3 separate regions of the Homo sapiens genome follow, and regions 1 and 3 are each linked to region 2. Evidence: chromatin loops called from intact Hi-C (ENCODE). Cell type or tissue: B cell. All regions are shown on one strand. Region 1 overlaps FIRRM (FIGNL1 interacting regulator of recombination and mitosis). Region 2 overlaps SELP (selectin P). Region 3 overlaps F5 (coagulation factor V).

Evidence for each region. A loop is a pair of places that touch in the nucleus more often than their neighbours do. Peaks named below come from ENCODE experiments on the same cell type or tissue, not always from the same donor. Only the 100,000 strongest peaks of a DNase experiment are listed, where the experiment ranks them.
Region 1: it touches region 2 in a loop (19-fold over the local background); 56 of 110 quality-filtered maps call a loop at or near these places.
Region 3: a loop joins it to region 2, with 12 times the contacts of the local background. A loop is called at or near these places in 9 of 110 quality-filtered maps.

What each region holds. Positions count from the first base shown.
Region 1 is chr1:169,808,655-169,811,154 of GRCh38, reverse strand. All of the region lies in intron 9 of FIRRM (FIGNL1 interacting regulator of recombination and mitosis), which reads right to left. Among named protein-coding and RNA genes, the nearest start is that of FIRRM, 15 kb to the right of the region's middle. In B cell, CTCF peaks have their summits at 1,130 and 1,330 (motif pointing right); a DNase peak (open chromatin) is centred at 1,364.
Region 2 is chr1:169,600,080-169,602,579 of GRCh38, reverse strand. The region is part of intron 10 of SELP (selectin P); the gene reads left to right. Among named protein-coding and RNA genes, the nearest start is that of F5, 15 kb to the right of the region's middle. In B cell, CTCF peaks have their summits at 1,092 and 1,292 (motif pointing left); a DNase peak (open chromatin) is centred at 1,289; H3K27ac peaks cover 1,314 bases.
Region 3 is chr1:169,549,185-169,551,684 of GRCh38, reverse strand. It overlaps F5 (coagulation factor V), which reads left to right. Exons shown (of 25, transcript NM_000130.5): 9 at 946-1,045; 10 at 1,670-1,884. Among named protein-coding and RNA genes, the nearest start is that of F5, 36 kb to the left of the region's middle. In B cell, CTCF peaks have their summits at 990 and 1,192; a DNase peak (open chromatin) is centred at 1,234.

The DNA.
Region 1 (2,500 bases), 210 kb before region 2:
GGCGCGGTGGCTCACGCCTGTAATCCCAGCACTTTGGGAGGCCGAGGCGGGTGGATCATGAGGTCAGGAGATCGAGACCATCCTGGCTAACAAGGTGAAACCCCGTCTCTACTAAAAATACAAAAAAATTAGCCGGGCGCGGTGGCAGGCGCCTGTAGTCCCAGCTACTCGGGAGGCTGAGGCAGGGGAATGGCGTGAACCCGGGAAGCGGAGCTTGCAGTGAGCCGAGATTGCGCCACTGCAGTCCGCAGTCCGGCCTGGGCGACAGAGCGAGACTCCGTCTCAAAAAAAAAAAAAAAAAAAAAAAAAAAAAAAAAAAATTGGGGGCTAAAGAACTATATGTTAAAACTATACATTAAAAACTCTAATAGAATATTCTCTTTTTGAAACCAATTTCAAGACTTAATTGAGAATAAATATCGATTTTAGGGGTTGTTATGGGTTGAACTGTGTCCCTCCCAAAAAGCTTTAAGTTCTAACTCCCAATACTTCAGAATGTGGCCTTATTTGGAAATAGGGTTATTGAAGACATAATTAGTTAAGATGAGGTCATATTAAAGTAAGGTATGCCCTTAATCACTATCACTGGTGTTCTTATAAAAAGATGATGTGAAGACACAGAAAGCCAAAGTAAGCTAAGGATTGCCAGTGACACCGAGAAGCTAAGAGAAAGATATGAAATATATTCTCCCCTAAAGCCTTCCAGAGAACATGGCCCTATTGACACACTGTGAACTTCTGCCTCTAGAAATGTGAGAGAATAAAATTCTATTGTTTTAAGCCACCTAGTTTGTGGTAACTTGTTACGGCAACCCCAGGAAATTAATACAAGGAATGATACATCACATGCTTCTATAAATAGTGTAATATTAATTAAATCTACTGGTTTTATTTTGACTTTTTTCCAAGTGAGATGATATGGCTTGAAGATTGGTGTCCTCCCAGACACCTAACACCCAATGTGATACTATTAAGAGGTGGGGCCTTTGGGGAAGTGATTAAGTCATGAGGGCTCTGCCCTCATGAATGACATAAGTGCCCTTATAAAAGAGGTTGAAGGGAGCTGTCTTGCCCCTTGCACTAAGTGAGGATGCAGCAACAAGGGGCCATTTTTGAAGCAGACGGCACACCCTCGTTAGACACCAAATCTACTGGTGCCTTGATATTGGGCTTCCCAGCTTCCAGAACTGTGAGAGATAAATTTCTAATATTTATAATCCCTTACCCAGTTTAAGGGATTTTGTTATAGCAGCCTAAATGGACTAAAACACAAAGTGAAAACTGCCAGGAAAACTTCAATACTTTACTTTGATTGGTAAATAAATATTAATAGTGAACAGCAGAGGGCGTCGCTGATCAGAATTTGGAGTTAAGATTGAAGAAATTATACAGTCCACCTCAAAGCTCCATTTCAGGCAATGGACAGTAAGCAGAACTGGTCACATTTATCAGTCCCAAATTTGAAAAAATGAGAATTTTCTTGGACAGTTAAGAGAATTTAAATTTTCTGATTTCCATCTATAAGCAGTTTATATAAACTGAAGATATACTTTATGTACAGCCACCCTGGCTAAGCAGCCCCCATACTCTCTCTTGCCACTATAGACTATACTGTTGTTTAGACTTTCTTCATCTTACTCTTGGTCCAAGTATCTCTGTTTAATTTTCCTCTCCAAGTACTAGCTGCAAACTCTGTGGTGTCAAGAGAAGCAAGAAGGAAACTGAAAAAGGAGGAGGTTGGTGTTGAGAATATGAATCTATAGGATAAAGGTAAAGAAGAAAACAACCTTCCTGCCATTGATATAGGATACCCAAACAAACTTCTCCTTTTAGCAAGGTAAGAGGAATCAGAAAGGATGCACGAATGAAGTGAGGACAAAAAAGGAAAGGGAAAAAGGAAGAAGGGATACAAGGGGAGGGGCAGGTGAGATAAAGAAGAGAAGCAAGAAGAAAAAAGTTAGCCCCTTCCTAACACTACTCCTCATTTCCTTCTTACTACCTTCAGAACTTCTTTTTAAAGTTCCACCCTCCCCTAGGGTCTGTCCTTCCAGATCAGCCCTGCCCTAGGAGTTGCTACCAGTTTTAGGACTTGGATGAACCCCTACACTTTCACCCCCATAGCTGACTGGCAGGGAAGAGCGCAGGTACAAAGGAATTCCCTGTATCAGCTTGCAGATGTACAATAGAAGGGGCTATGTCATTGCTATTCAAGGAAGAAATATTCAATTCATGGTCCCATTAAAATTATTACATATAGGCTGGGCGCGGTGGCTCACACCTGTAATCCCAGCACTTTGGGAGGCCAAGGCGGGTGGACCACCTGAGGTCAGGAGTTCGAGACCAGCCTGGCCAACATGGCGAAACCCCGTCTCTACTAAAAAAATTAGCCAGGCGTGGTGGCAGGCGCCTATAATCCCAGCTACTCAGGAGGCTAAGGCAGAACGATCCCTTGAACCCGTGAGGCAGAGGCTGCAGTGAGCCAAGGTCATACCACTGCACT
Region 2 (2,500 bases):
CTGTTTACCACAATTCTAAAATAATAAGGAAAGGCAGTATCATCTCATTTTATAGATAAGGAAGAGACACAAGCTTAAAGAGGTTAAATAACTCGTCCAGGGTCACACTGTTAGTAAGTGAAAAGGCTCAGCTCTATGTCACTGAAAGTTTTACTTCCTTACAGAGTCTTCTTCAGCTACATTCTTCATTTCTTCATTCCTACATTCACCTTCAACTGAGCATTACTAAATCCCAGCCACAGACCTTATTTAGGGATGGGTGAGATTTAACCCTAGCATAACTATGTGTGCACTTCCCTCCTCTCTCCACTTCTATATTGAATATAAGCTTCTTGAAGGCAGGAGCTGTGCCTTCTTCATCTTTATACCCCCTGCAGCAGCTAGACAGAATAAAAATGGGTGTGTGTGACAAATATCTGTTGAATTGAAGGTGATCATTTACCAGTAAAATTTACTCAAACACAAGCTTTGGTAATTTAGTGGAATTCTCAAAGGCAGGGGCCAGATCTTATCTGTCTTTAATTCCCCTGAGACATCTGGCTGGCAAAGTATCTAGTATATTTTATGTTCTAAAATAGAAGTGCACTGAATTAATTAATTCATAGCTCCTGTTTAGTTGCAAAAGGTGCTATTGTTCTAATGTATTGTTCAGTGTAGAGTTAGTAATAATGAGACCAGTGATAATGGTAATAATTATTGCTTAATGTAGGACTACCTATTTCATAAGCATCATCACATTCAATCCACACAAATGACCCTTAAGTTGGTTATTACTATGCCCATTTTAAAGGTGAAGAAACTGAGGCTTTGAGAGGTTAAGTAGCTAGCAAAGTTCATATAGCTTGAAGTATGGAGACAGGATGCAAACCCAGGCCTAGTCTGATTATAGGGCTAGTGTTTTGACCACTGAACTACACTATCACCCAGTGGCAGAGCTTCTGAATCTCAGGTAAGTCACTTGTGAATTTACTCTTTTCCACTCCACAGATTGCAGCTATAACTGCTAAATGAACTTTAGAAATGGCAGTGCCTGGTGATCAGATGAGAGAATATGTTGGTAGAAATCTATTCGTGTTACACAAAAACAGCTAAAATATTATTTATTCCTTCCTGTGGAATGAGCACTAGATTAATATCCAAAGACTTGTATTGCTCTCTCTCCAAGTCATGTGCCATTAGGAAAGTCTTGTCACACCCTTAGGCTCCCGTTTTCTCAATTCCAAAAGGAGAAGAGTGGACCAGACCATCTTTGAGGTCGCTTCCCTGGTCAAGAATTCTGTAGGGTGAAAGACATAAAATGCTACCATCTGCTGTCAAAAAGATATACTACAAGTTCCCTGAGAATTCTAGAACATGTATGGAGGAAAGCATTTGGGCTTGTGGTTTTTCACTCATTCATTTATTCCTCACTCTCTTATTCATTTATTCCATTGACATTTCTCATAAGTTCTATTTTCCCACATTTTAAGGCTAAAGAATATTTAAAAAAACCTTTAAAAATCTCATTCACATTTTAAATCATGTAGGCAACCAACATGGCTGCTAAATCTGTAATCTCTAAAGCCCTTGCTTCCCTTCACTACTTTCCAGCCCCCCTTTCTCTGCAGGAGGAGGCATTTGCCTCCCACTTTGCAGGCCCCATCCCCACTCACTGTCAAGACCCAACCCTGACCATGAACAGCAGCTTTAACCCACTATGGCCCTTGGAATTATCAACCTTGACTGATCCTGATCTTGAGCCCTGGTTTTTGCATTTGTGTTTCTTCTTCGTTCTCCAAATTTATGCTCTAAATTTAGGCAAATGGTTCCTCTTATTTTCCCATATGCCTGAACCCATTAATTTTTAACCCTCAGCACTGCCCCCTAGAACCCCAATTTTCACATGGTGTTTTGCAGAGTTCTAGGATACATCAGATGGACTCAGGGGCCTCCAAGTAAGCAGAGGCAGTGTGGCAGGTGGAGTTCTCAAGCTGTCTCTTCAGAGTGCAATGTGAGATTTCATTTTGGGGGATGGCTCTACCGATAGTTCCACTTTAGTTAGAATGCCGGTTCCCTGGGCCCTCTGGGATGTGGCCTCTGCCTAGTTGTTCCTCAGTATCTGCAGGGGGAATTGGTTCCAGGACTCCCTGCAGATACCAGAATCCCCAGATGCCCAAGTCACTTATATAAAATGGCATAATATTTGCATATAACCTACATACATTCTCCTTTAGACTTTTAAACCGTCTTTAGATTACGTATAATACCTAATGCAAAGCCTACACATCACTTCATCTGCATGGATTCAACATACTCAGCACATGGCAAATTCAAGTTTTGCTTTTTGGAACTTTATATAATTTATTTTTTTTCTGAATGTTTTTGATCCACAACGAGTTGAATCCGTAGATGCAGAACCCTTGGATACAGAGAGTCGGTTATTTTTCAGCCTTGTCTCTGCCTTTGCCCTTCAGGACCTGAAGTCCTTTTCATGAGCCTAAGCAGTGCTTGAGGTTCTTGT
Region 3 (2,500 bases), 51 kb after region 2:
TTTTGCAGATTAAAGAGCCTAACTAGGACTCCTGTGTGTTTTATGCACCTGACAAGGTCTATTCTGTTCATTTAAAATAGCCAAAGGACAAAAGCAGTTTTTTTTCTCCATGCCTCTTTCCCTTCTTCCATTTCTGATCCCTTTTATGTGCTCTCAGCAAGTGTAGACATACCTTATTAAAAGTTCAGGATCTGGCTATTTGTCTGTGCCTCTCAAGCAAGTAGCTTTTCCCCCCCACCAAGGGTCTTACTCTGTCACCCAGGCTGGAGTGCAGTGGTGTGATCATGGCTCACTGCAACCTCCACTTCCTGGGCTCAGGCGATTCTCGCACCTCAGCCTCTCAAGTAGCTGGGACTACAGGCACACGCCCCAACGCCTGGCTAATTTTTGTATTTTTTTGTAGAGATGAGGTTTCACCATGTTGCCCAGGCTGGTCTTGAACTCCTGAGCTCAAGTGATCCACCTGCTTCAGCCTCCCAAAGTGCTGGGGTTACAGGTTTGAGCCACTGAACCTAGCTGAGAAGATGACTTCAAAGACAGTGTCCTAAAAAATCTACCGGGCAGGGGAAGGGGATCATGGTCTAGAGATGAGAAGCAGATTCAAAATGAGATGTGGCCCAAGCTGAAAAGAGAAGGGCAGGGGAAGGAGGACTTGCTTGGAGAGAGTGATACTGTGAGGAAAACGTCACTTCTCCTAACCTATCCTCTAAAGTCAGACTTCTCTTTCCATTTTCCACCTTAATGTGTGAGTGAAACACTCTCTCCAATGCTCCTGCCAAGTGATGAGGGGAGGTTACTGCTCAGATAAACAGATCTAATTTTCCTACTGTGTGTACACATGTATACACACACACCATCCAAAAGGTGAATATGCAAAGCTAGTATCTTATATTATTTGTCATGATCAACCTTAAATCCTAGAATAAATTTGATTTAACTTTGTAGATCGTGTTCAAAAATATGGCCAGCCGCCCCTATAGCATTTACCCTCATGGAGTGACCTTCTCGCCTTATGAAGATGAAGTCAACTCTTCTTTCACCTCAGGTTTGAATCTTTCACTTCTACTGAATCCAACTAGTAACTTCTGAGAGGCTGCCACATTTTTCTGCTATTCTCCTTGCCCGGTGGTGTCACTACTGCAGTCAGGTAGTATACATGTAGGAGTATCCTAAAAATCACAGCCAAACCCTTCTCACTTCAGGAGTTTTGTCTCTTAGTGGTAACAAAATATGGTGTCTTTTATTAGTGTCATAGTGGCCTCTAGTGGAGCATTATCTAATGGCTACATGTTATCCAGGTTCCAAGTAGAATATTTAAAGAATTCAATTGAACAATGAGAACATTTAGACACAGGATGGGGAACATCACACACCGGGGCCTGTCGGGGGGGGGGGGTGGGGGGCGGGGGGAGGGATAGCATTAGGAGATATACCTAATGTTAATGACAAGTTAATGGGTGCAGCACACCAACATGACACATGTATACATATGTAACAAACCTGCACGTTGTGCACATGTACCCTAGAACTTAAAGTATAATTTAAAAAAAATAAAAATAAAAGAATTCCTTTTGCAATATTAATTGGTTCCAGCGAAAGCTTATTTATTTATTTATTATCATGAAATAACTTTGCAAATGAAAACAATTTTGAATATATTTTCTTTCAGGCAGGAACAACACCATGATCAGAGCAGTTCAACCAGGGGAAACCTATACTTATAAGTGGAACATCTTAGAGTTTGATGAACCCACAGAAAATGATGCCCAGTGCTTAACAAGACCATACTACAGTGACGTGGACATCATGAGAGACATCGCCTCTGGGCTAATAGGACTACTTCTAATCTGTAAGAGCAGATCCCTGGACAGGCGAGGAATACAGGTATTTTGTCCTTGAAGTAACCTTTCAGAAATTCTGAGAATTTCTTCTGGCTAGAACATGTTAGGTCTCCTGGCTAAATAATGGGGCATTTCCTTCAAGAGAACAGTAATTGTCAAGTAGTCCTTTTTAGCACCAGTGTGATAACATTTATTCTTTTTTTTTTTTTGTCTTGTCTATTTTTATCAGTACCATCACTGCCGAAGGCAAGTCTAGAGTGTGATAACATATTTTGTCTTAGTTTCAAATTCCAGGTCTGTTGGTATTGGATGTGTTGAGCAAGTTGATTAGCCTTTCCTAATTTCTTCCTTTTATCAAATGGGTAATAACCCTCCTAAAAATGTTACAGGTCTGTTTGGGGGTTCAGTGAGATACCATCTGGTAAAAGTATAAAGCTCTTTACCAGTCTTTGCTATTTTTAGAGACCTGCAATAGGGAGACAGAGGAGAGATTCTCTGAAAGCAACCAAATTTAGAGACATAGTTCCTAGTGAAATTGGACCCAGATTATGGCCCATCTCTGTTGAGACTAAAGTATACAGAAGAATGTGAACAAAGATACTGAATTTCTGAGTTTGTCTTCATTGAAGAATTGTAGTCTCATATTATTAAACTAAAAT